Linked DNA regions of Homo sapiens: all the other regions are linked to region 1. A link is a contact called in ENCODE Hi-C or POLR2A ChIA-PET data. All regions are on one chromosome and are shown on one strand. Each heading gives the region's core, a stretch centred on a gene start or an enhancer-like site at or near the end of the contact. The rest is flanking DNA. Distances are from core to core; before and after follow the strand shown.

Evidence for each region. Hi-C counts contacts between places; a loop is a spot of excess contacts on that map. ChIA-PET counts read pairs that join two places held with the same protein, here RNA polymerase II (POLR2A). Pooled maps may share reads with other maps.
Region 2: a loop to region 1 is called in a map with no recorded cell type, with 2.5 times the contacts of the local background. The contact joins two enhancer-like sites. A Hi-C loop is called at or near these places in 1 of 168 maps with a recorded cell type or tissue (gastrocnemius medialis), 2 of 37 single-sample maps with no recorded cell type and 2 of 50 pooled maps.
Region 3: a loop to region 1 is called in a map of esophagus squamous epithelium, with 5 times the contacts of the local background. The contact joins two enhancer-like sites. A Hi-C loop is called at or near these places in 76 of 168 maps with a recorded cell type or tissue (A673, B cell, CD14-positive monocyte and 53 more), 29 of 37 single-sample maps with no recorded cell type and 32 of 50 pooled maps. POLR2A ChIA-PET finds 5 or more read pairs at or near these places in 1 of 52 experiments (A673).

The regions. Positions count from the first base shown.
Region 1 is chr6:163,955,413-163,958,116 of GRCh38, reverse strand. The region is part of intron 4 of LOC105378102 (a long non-coding RNA gene); the gene reads right to left. Among named protein-coding and RNA genes, the nearest start is that of QKI, 540 kb to the right of the region's middle. Within about 2 kb of position 1,321, at least 4 of the 41 ENCODE cell types and tissues checked have a DNase peak (open chromatin) inside an H3K27ac peak, as active enhancers do; they include heart right ventricle, left ventricle myocardium inferior and psoas muscle, where a contact is called at or near this core.
Region 2 is chr6:163,308,588-163,311,291 of GRCh38, reverse strand. The region is part of intron 4 of PACRG (parkin coregulated); the gene reads right to left. It overlaps PACRG-AS1 (PACRG antisense RNA 1), which reads left to right. Exons shown (of 6, transcript NR_028390.1): 6 at 322-1,307. Among named protein-coding and RNA genes, the nearest start is that of PACRG-AS1, 15 kb to the left of the region's middle. RefSeq lists an enhancer at 818-2,017. Within about 2 kb of position 1,396, at least 3 of the 41 ENCODE cell types and tissues checked have a DNase peak (open chromatin) inside an H3K27ac peak, as active enhancers do.
Region 3 is chr6:163,437,699-163,440,402 of GRCh38, reverse strand. The region is part of intron 1 of QKI (QKI, KH domain containing RNA binding); the gene reads right to left. Among named protein-coding and RNA genes, the nearest start is that of QKI, 24 kb to the right of the region's middle. Within about 2 kb of position 1,307, at least 5 of the 41 ENCODE cell types and tissues checked have a DNase peak (open chromatin) inside an H3K27ac peak, as active enhancers do; they include heart right ventricle, left ventricle myocardium inferior and psoas muscle, where a contact is called at or near this core.

The sequences.
Region 1 (2,704 bases), core at 72-2,571:
GGCACTCTCTTCTAGCAGCTAATAAAAAATAGGACAACACTTGAATTCTACACGGAGAACTGTTTCTTACATTTAGTTGATACAGTAAGAAGTAACCAGCTACAGAGAAATCACAAGATCTGGATTAGACCAGAACATTTGTTTATTAAAATGTAATTTAAGTAATCAGAACCTTGTGAATGTTTCAAACTGGAAACCCTAGAAAATCTAAGTTTTCTCATGAGATATTTTCTAGTAAACACTTCCATTGCCCAGTCACACCTATAAAGTGAGTATGCACCTGTGTATGATCCCATAAGAGCACTTTTAAAGTAACAAAACCACTATAATATGAAGAGTAATATGATAATTTCCTTTTCAAACACTGATTTTATGAGAAGCGCTTGATCCCAAAATACCTGTATGAGACCAGCTCACTCTTTCCTACATAGAATCAATACTTTATTGGCCTATAAATCTAAGATGCATATAATTCTTAAGTCTTCTTTTCAAACACTGCTAACTGTTAAAGTATGTCCATTAAAACTAAGGAAAAATCATTTTTATAAAATATGGATGAACCTATGTCTAAACGAAGATATTCATAAAGATAGCACAAAAAATGAGCCAAGACTCAAATGAATAAAAACTTCCCTGACTATCCAAGTGCCAAGCATTGTGTCTCTCAGCATTAGAATATTAAGAAATAGCCTTCCCGCAGTTGTATGTACAGTGGTATAATTAGAATAAAATTGAAGTATTCTTTGAAACAGAAGCCTTAGAAAAATGAGTGAAGAACATCAGTGGATTTCCTAAACTGATATTCTGCGAAGCACTCTTCCAAAAACATTAATAAATGTGCCACAAAATAAATGCCCATGGTCAAACAAGTTTAGGAAAAACTCTGTTGTACAAAATGCACTTTTCATATTAAAGGCACTGAGAAGTTCTGCAACAAAGAATCATGTTTAATTGTATTTAATCCACCATTTCCAAAATTTGAAATGAGAAAATATAATACCCACCCCACTGCTGGCATACCTTTTATTAACCAAAAGAATCATTTCTTAGGAAATTCTAATTTGAGAAACAATAGATCGTTTAAAGAGATCTGGTATTTGCCTTTCTTACCCAAACTTTCAAAAGGAAAGGAAGTGTATTGAAAAAATAATTTGAGGTTTTATTGACTCATGCTGTCAGTCGAATGCTTTCTGTCCATTTTTTTCACGAATTGGGTATATTCCAGCCTCCTGGTCTCCCAGCCTTGGGGAGTGACCTTCCGTTTCCAGGGGAAATACAGGTGCCCAGAACTTCCAGCAGGGGGCTCTGTCCGCTAGCACTGACTGTGAAGGACTCAAAGCTGGTTCAAGGTTAAGATGGCTCAACAAGTGACGAGCCAGAAATGTCATCTGGCCACTAGGACGCCGCATTATGAAAGTGTGATCATGGTTCAAGAACGTTGCCATGAGGAAAATCTGTGCACGGAATTACTATTATTAGGTTTTATCGTGTGTGCATTTTCAAACATAGTAAGACAGCCCAAAAGGGAAAAAGTAGAACAAGCCAAAAAGTATTTTAAAAAAATAATTATCCAATTATAGGGCTCCTGTTGAAAATATTAAAAGAACTTAAAAGTTTCCCTACATGGTTGACAACTCAAGTATGCCCACTTTCTATCAAAAATAATGCAGAAAATACAAAATGCGAGAGAAAAGTTGAAAATAAATGGAAATAAACTACTTCCATTGAAACAAGGGACAAATATAACTCTTCAGAAATAATGTCTGCAAATGAGAGAAGCACATTGTTTTGAGGAAGCTGTATTTTGATGATGTTCACCCCTATAATCTGGATTATTTTTTCTTAAACTCTTTCTTCCATATCCCCAACATCCACCTTCTCCAGAAGGGATCAAACCAAAGCAAAAACGTGCTGTAAAAGATTTACAAATTAAATTGCTAAAGAATGGAAAATACTTGATTTAAGGTGAAAGCCGCACCACTTTAGCCAGAAGAGTTGGAAAGATGACAAATAAAGTGGCCAAGCAAGAAGATCAAAGGTGCAAAATAGACTTAATGGACACACACAGCTTTCTGCCCTTCCTTTAGTTGCCAGGGATGGTGGCTTATTGAAGGCATACGTAGTATTCCCACTGGGAGAGAAATGTGCAGCATGACAGGTGCAAGTGGCTAGTAAATTACGGCATTTGCAGGAGAGAGGAACACTTTATTCCCTCCCAAGCCTTAGGAGAGTGTATACATAACACACCCCTCATGGGTAAGACAATCAAACGTGGCCATTCTCTTGTTGAAATGCCACAACTATCTCTATAAATAATCCAAAAGAGAAAAGCAAATAGACCACACACTGATTTTCATGTACTCATGTGTTGCTTCTGAGAACATGATTACTTTTATCCTATGTTTTGATCTTACTAAGGATCAATGTTATATAAAGGTGTTATTTCCACATAGCCAGTACTTTTATGTACTTTTCATTTTCCCCAGGAAAGCTACTATTGGAATGGGTACATGATGTACACTGTAAAGTTTTGGCAGGAGGCAGAATTGCAGGGGGATACAATGTAATGTACGTAAATGATAATACCAAGCATTTGCGCTTAGATTGGGTCTCAGTCTTTTCATTGGAAATGTGACTTCAGGGAAGAGAAGCTGAAGAATGTCCATTCCTCTGGGCATACCTCATGCAAGCAAGGCTCTGCAGA
Region 2 (2,704 bases), core at 147-2,646, 650 kb after region 1:
ATTTATAATCAAACAAATAGAATGAAAGCAATGGTTTAAGCCAGACCTGGTGCTTCTGGAAAGATGAGAGGCAGGCAGAGGAGAACGAGGGATTTAGTTTCTGTTCTTGGAGATCCCTCCATGCAGGAGGCATGTGACCTACTGCCTCAAAGTTGTTCTTGGTTAAGAATTATTTTAAGTGCATTTATTCCTCTGAATATTGGTGTTTTTGATGATGTAAGCAGTTTAAGCATGAATAATATGCACACTCATTTTTCTATCTAAACCTCCTTAAACTGTCCCCATGGGATGCTTTCTCTTTCCGGATACCATTTTGTTCAGAACTAGGACGCACGTGTCTATCCCGGTCTCTGGTCTCTTGTCCAGCGATAGCATCCTCCGGGCTGCGTGAACTCAGCTTGGGGCTGTGAAGGGACAGCCGTATATCTTGTCACCGAGGGCCACCGCAATGGGGAGCTGCACCTGACACATTTACATTTCACAAAGATATCTGCCACTCCGTGGACACGGACCAGCAAGAGGCTTGGATGACCTAGGATTCTGATGATGTATTCTCCATTTCAATTCTAGACTGTGTGCAAACTTCATTCTTTCTTCTACGTTCTTTAGTTATGACTATTACAGGAGAAAGGAAAAAATCGAAGGTGAAGGAAGCAAAGACAGAAAGGAAGGACGGTTTGGTGGCCAGAGCGAGGTCTTCCCACGTCACTCCCGGGACGTGTGCTGACGCGTTGCTCCTCCGTCCTGCAGAACGCCGTGGGTCGTGGCAGCAGCTGCAGCTGTTTCACAGGCTGTCCTCCCTGTAGACTAAGCATCTACTCCGCGCTATAGGGCAATGCGAGACAAAAAAGACCCCCGGGAGCTTGCCATCCAGCTGAGGAAGCCTAATTAGCCACGCTTCCTGTAGCATACAGTGGTCACTTTCTCCTCCATGGAAGTATGTCTGGGCCCACGCACCCCACTGCTTCCAGAGCCTCCACGCGCTGTGTGTCCCCCGTGGCGCTTTGCTTGCCACCGAGCCCTGCGTCTTGAGAACTCTGAACGGTTTGTTGTAGTCAAGACACTCGGAGATCCTAGAGACGCGAAAAGCAGGAGGGGAACGTGTGACGGCCACTGCGAGGCTCAGGGAGAATTTAATTCAAATTTGGATTTTTCTCACTCTTACGCTTTGGGGCAATACTGTTAAATGGTAAATATATAGCCATTGTATGAACAGCAATACACAAAGGAGTTATTTGGAAATGAAAGCCTTATTGAAGGCACTGGAAAAATTAAACAAATAAATGTTTCCTTTAGATTGCTCATTCAACATGCCTGAAGTGTTGTTCATTTGATACCGAATAGATGAAGTCATTTATGAACTCTATCTATACTTTTTCGTAATGACTAAGAAAATCCTAAATAGGCACGATTTCAGGAAGGAAGCCCTTCTGCTAATTTTGAGAACGTCCTGGCTGAAGCGGCAGCATCGCACTCTCAAAGGGAACAGCGAGACCACACCGGGGAAGGCAGAGTTGTCAGGTCCACGGGAGGAGAGTCCCGGCCCCAACACGCTCTCCTGCCTGAGATGCCTGAAGAGCTGGAGGCTGTTAGAAGGCAACGAACCAAACATTCTCCCAGGAAACACTAACTTGGGAAACTCCATTAAAAACCACCTGAGTGAATCAGGAAATGGTTAAGAGGTGACTGAGATGATGATAAAACTATCATTACCAGTCTTTCTTCACACTAAATACCTGCTTTCGGAAGCTTGAATTTTATGATGCAACTTGCCAGGCTCAGTAACAACAATGGTTTGTGTTACTTCCTAGGTACACAATAGCTAGACTGTAGAACTGACTGTAGAAATTAGCAACTATCTCAGACAAATACATGACGATTATACTGATAGAACAACATTCACCTTAGCCGCAGAGAGCATGAGACATTGACTCAGGCAGACTGACTCTCTCCACGCACCCAAGGCTGAATGACAGCCATAAAACCAAGGCTCTGAAATAAATAGCTGCGGAGGCCTCGTGGTTCAGCCGCACCGCCATCGGTCTAGGGCTGTGCTCTGGCCGTTGGCATGTGGAGCATTTGCTGCCAGGCGTAGCCACTTTGCACACATGGCGCTTGAGTGAACTCAGGCCAGATCCAAGCTCTTTCCGTACCCAGCATTTGTCGGAATCAAGCCGACTGCAGAAATCGCCTTGCCATGTGTTCCCCACTGGGGCCAGGTAATCTCGCTGAAGCAACACTGAGTGGAATTTAAAAAAAAAATGCTGACAGAAGAAATCAAATAGTTTCTTTCTGGACCAGAAAAGGCATATTTTTGATTCTCAAATGCTGAACTAAAAAATTTCAAGAGCTTTAAGGCCCAAGTAAAAGGATTTTCACCTATTAAGACCTGTAACCTTTGACGTCATCAGTCACAGCTAAAGCTGGCTTTCTTCTGATTGGGTTGCAGTGATGTCATCCGCTGTGGTGAGAGAGAAAGCGAGCCCTGGCGGCCTGGCTCAGGTCTTGGCAGGTTTGTGCAGGTGGAACTCACTGCATTTATTATTATCATGTTTCTTGACGACACTAAGCCATCACAGATTCTCTGTTGGATGATTCTGAATAAATTTTCCTTTTTTTTTTTTTTGAGACGGAGCCTCACTCTGTGGTCCAAGCTGAAGTGTAGTGGTGCAACCTTGGCTCACTACAGCCTCTGCCTCCCAGG
Region 3 (2,704 bases), core at 58-2,557, 520 kb after region 1:
CTTACAGGTAAGTAATATTTTCACCTTCATTTCATAGTTAGGAAAGAGAGATTTGGGGATTAAGTACTTTCACCAAAGACCACATAAAGATGAAAATCTAGCTGACTCCAAAAGCTGTATTCTTTTACTCATACCATTTGGCCTCTCCAGCACTACTGCTCCATCCCCAAAGTTAAATTTGGTTGCTGCTAGAGTGAGTGATCATGATAGTGGGAAAAGCAGTGATGACAGATGGTAAGAGCTAGATAGAGAAGAAGGAAAAGATGGGGCAGTGAGTAGAAATTAGAACTATGAATAAAGTAAAGAACAAAAAAGTAGAGACATATACAATGAGGGGGGAAAGGAAATGGTATATTCAAATTAAAAGTGGAATGAAAATCAGACAAGACATTCTCATTTAAGCTTTTCACCATCCATATTTACTCATCCATGAGGACTTCTAAGATTATTCTAGGCCAGGCACAGTAGCTCACGTCTGTAATTCCAGCACTTTGGGAGGCCAAGGCAGGCAGATCACTTGAGATCAGGAGTTCGAGATCAGCCTGGTCAACATGGCAAAACTCAATCTTTACTAAAAATACACAAATTAGCTGGGCGTGGTGGCACACACTTGTATTACCTGCTACTCGGGAGGCTGAGACATGAGAATTGCTCACACCCTGGAGATGGAGGTTGCAGTGAGCCAAGCCACTGTACTCCAGCCTGGGCAACAGAGTGAGACTCTGTTTCAAAAAAAAAAAAAAAAAGGATTCAGGACGCGGTGGCTCATGCCTGTAATCTCAACACTTTGGGAGGCCGAGATAAGTGGATCACCTGAGGTCAGCAGTTTGAGAACAGCCTGGCCAACACGGTGAAACCCCATCTCTACTAAGAATACAAAAAAAAAAATTAGCCATGTGTGGTGGCGGGCACCTGTAATCCCAGCTACTCGGGAGACTGAGGCAGGAGAATCACTTGAAACCAGGAGGCGGAGGGTGCATTGAGCCGAGATCGTGCCACTGCAATCCAGCCTGGGCAACAGAGTGAGACTCCGTCCCCCACCCCCCCGAAAAAAAAAAAAAACAAAAAAAAACCACGAAGGATTATTCTAGAGCGAAAATTCTGAGTTTGATAGAATAAATTCTTTCGCTTGAACAACAAATATTTGTAGGTGTCTGTCATGTAATACATGCTCAAGAATCTGCTATTATTAATGCAGTAGTTCCTATCTTTCTGTGGTATCAGACACTGTGCTGGAGACACACTGGTAAGCCATACAGCCCTTGCCCATGAAGACCTGGCAGTGGGCCAAGCTGTGGAGGTGAAAGAAGATGAAACTGATGATCTGGACCCTGTGCAGGCCTAGGTTAATGTGTGTGTTTGTCTTCAACAAAAAGGACTCAGAAGTAAAAATTAAATAGAAAAGTTCGAAAACAGAAAAGAGCTTATAGAATAAGGATATAAAGAAAATATTTCTGTACAGCTGTATAATGTATTTGTATTTTAAACTGTAATTGTAGTCAAAGGTTTAAAAAATTTAGAAGTTTATAAAGTTATAGTATGTTAAGGTTAATTTATTACTTAAGAAAAATATCTTTTATAAATTCAGGGCAGCCTAAGAATACAATGTTTATTAAATCCACAGTAGTATCCTAGGACTTTCACACATTCACTCACCACTCACTCACTGACTCACCGAGAGCAACTTCCAGTCCTGCAAGCCCCATTTATGGTAAGTGCTTTATACAGGTATACCATTTTTTATCTTTTATACCACATTTTTACTGTACCTTTTCTATGTTTAGAATGTTTCTACGTTTACACAAATACCATTGTGTTATAACTGCCTACAGTATTCAGTACAGTAGCATGCTGTACAGGTTTGCAGCCTAGGAACAAAAAAGGCTATACCATACAGCTGAGGTGTGTAGTAGGCTATACCATCTAGATTTATGCAAGTACACCCTATGATGTTCGCAAAAGGAAATAGCATAATGATGCATTTATCAGAATCTATCACTGTCTTTAAGCAATGCATGACTTTATGTGTATGTGTATATATATCTTTCTCTTTAAAATAATAATAGTACTGGTCATCAATGTCATTATAAATGATGACTGTGATGTAAAATTATATTCTGGAAATACTGTGTTCTGATAGATCTGAAAGACAGTATCTACTGATCTGATCATTATTTATCTGAAATATTATCTGAAATCTGAAAATGGTCTTTTCCCAGACTTTGTAGGCATAAAAAATACTTAGAAAAGACACCTAACAAATGCTGTTTGCAAATGACTTCTCACATGTAGATCTACTATACATAGCAAAAGGAAGGTAGAATGTAACAGGTTAATTTTCCCAACTCATTTTTACTAAGTTCCTCCTTAAAATTCAACCACATAATCCAGAAAACCTTAAAAGCTACTCAAACACAAACCTCACAGTACATTTAGCTTATGAAAATGACCGTCAAATACTTTTCCAACACTCTTTTTAAAAGGTCAGAGCTTTTTCTTCCAGGATCTGACCTTTTTTGGCTTAACCACTTTTCCGGAGTTTAAAATTAGTTTAACCACAAATGAATAATTTGAGGGAAACAGAGATGGGAGGGGAGGGCATTTTAGCGTCTAATACATATTGACACAAGTTTGGAAGGTATATTTGCATTACCGTAATGTAAATTTGCATAACTATAACTCAAACCCTAAAATAGTTATCTAA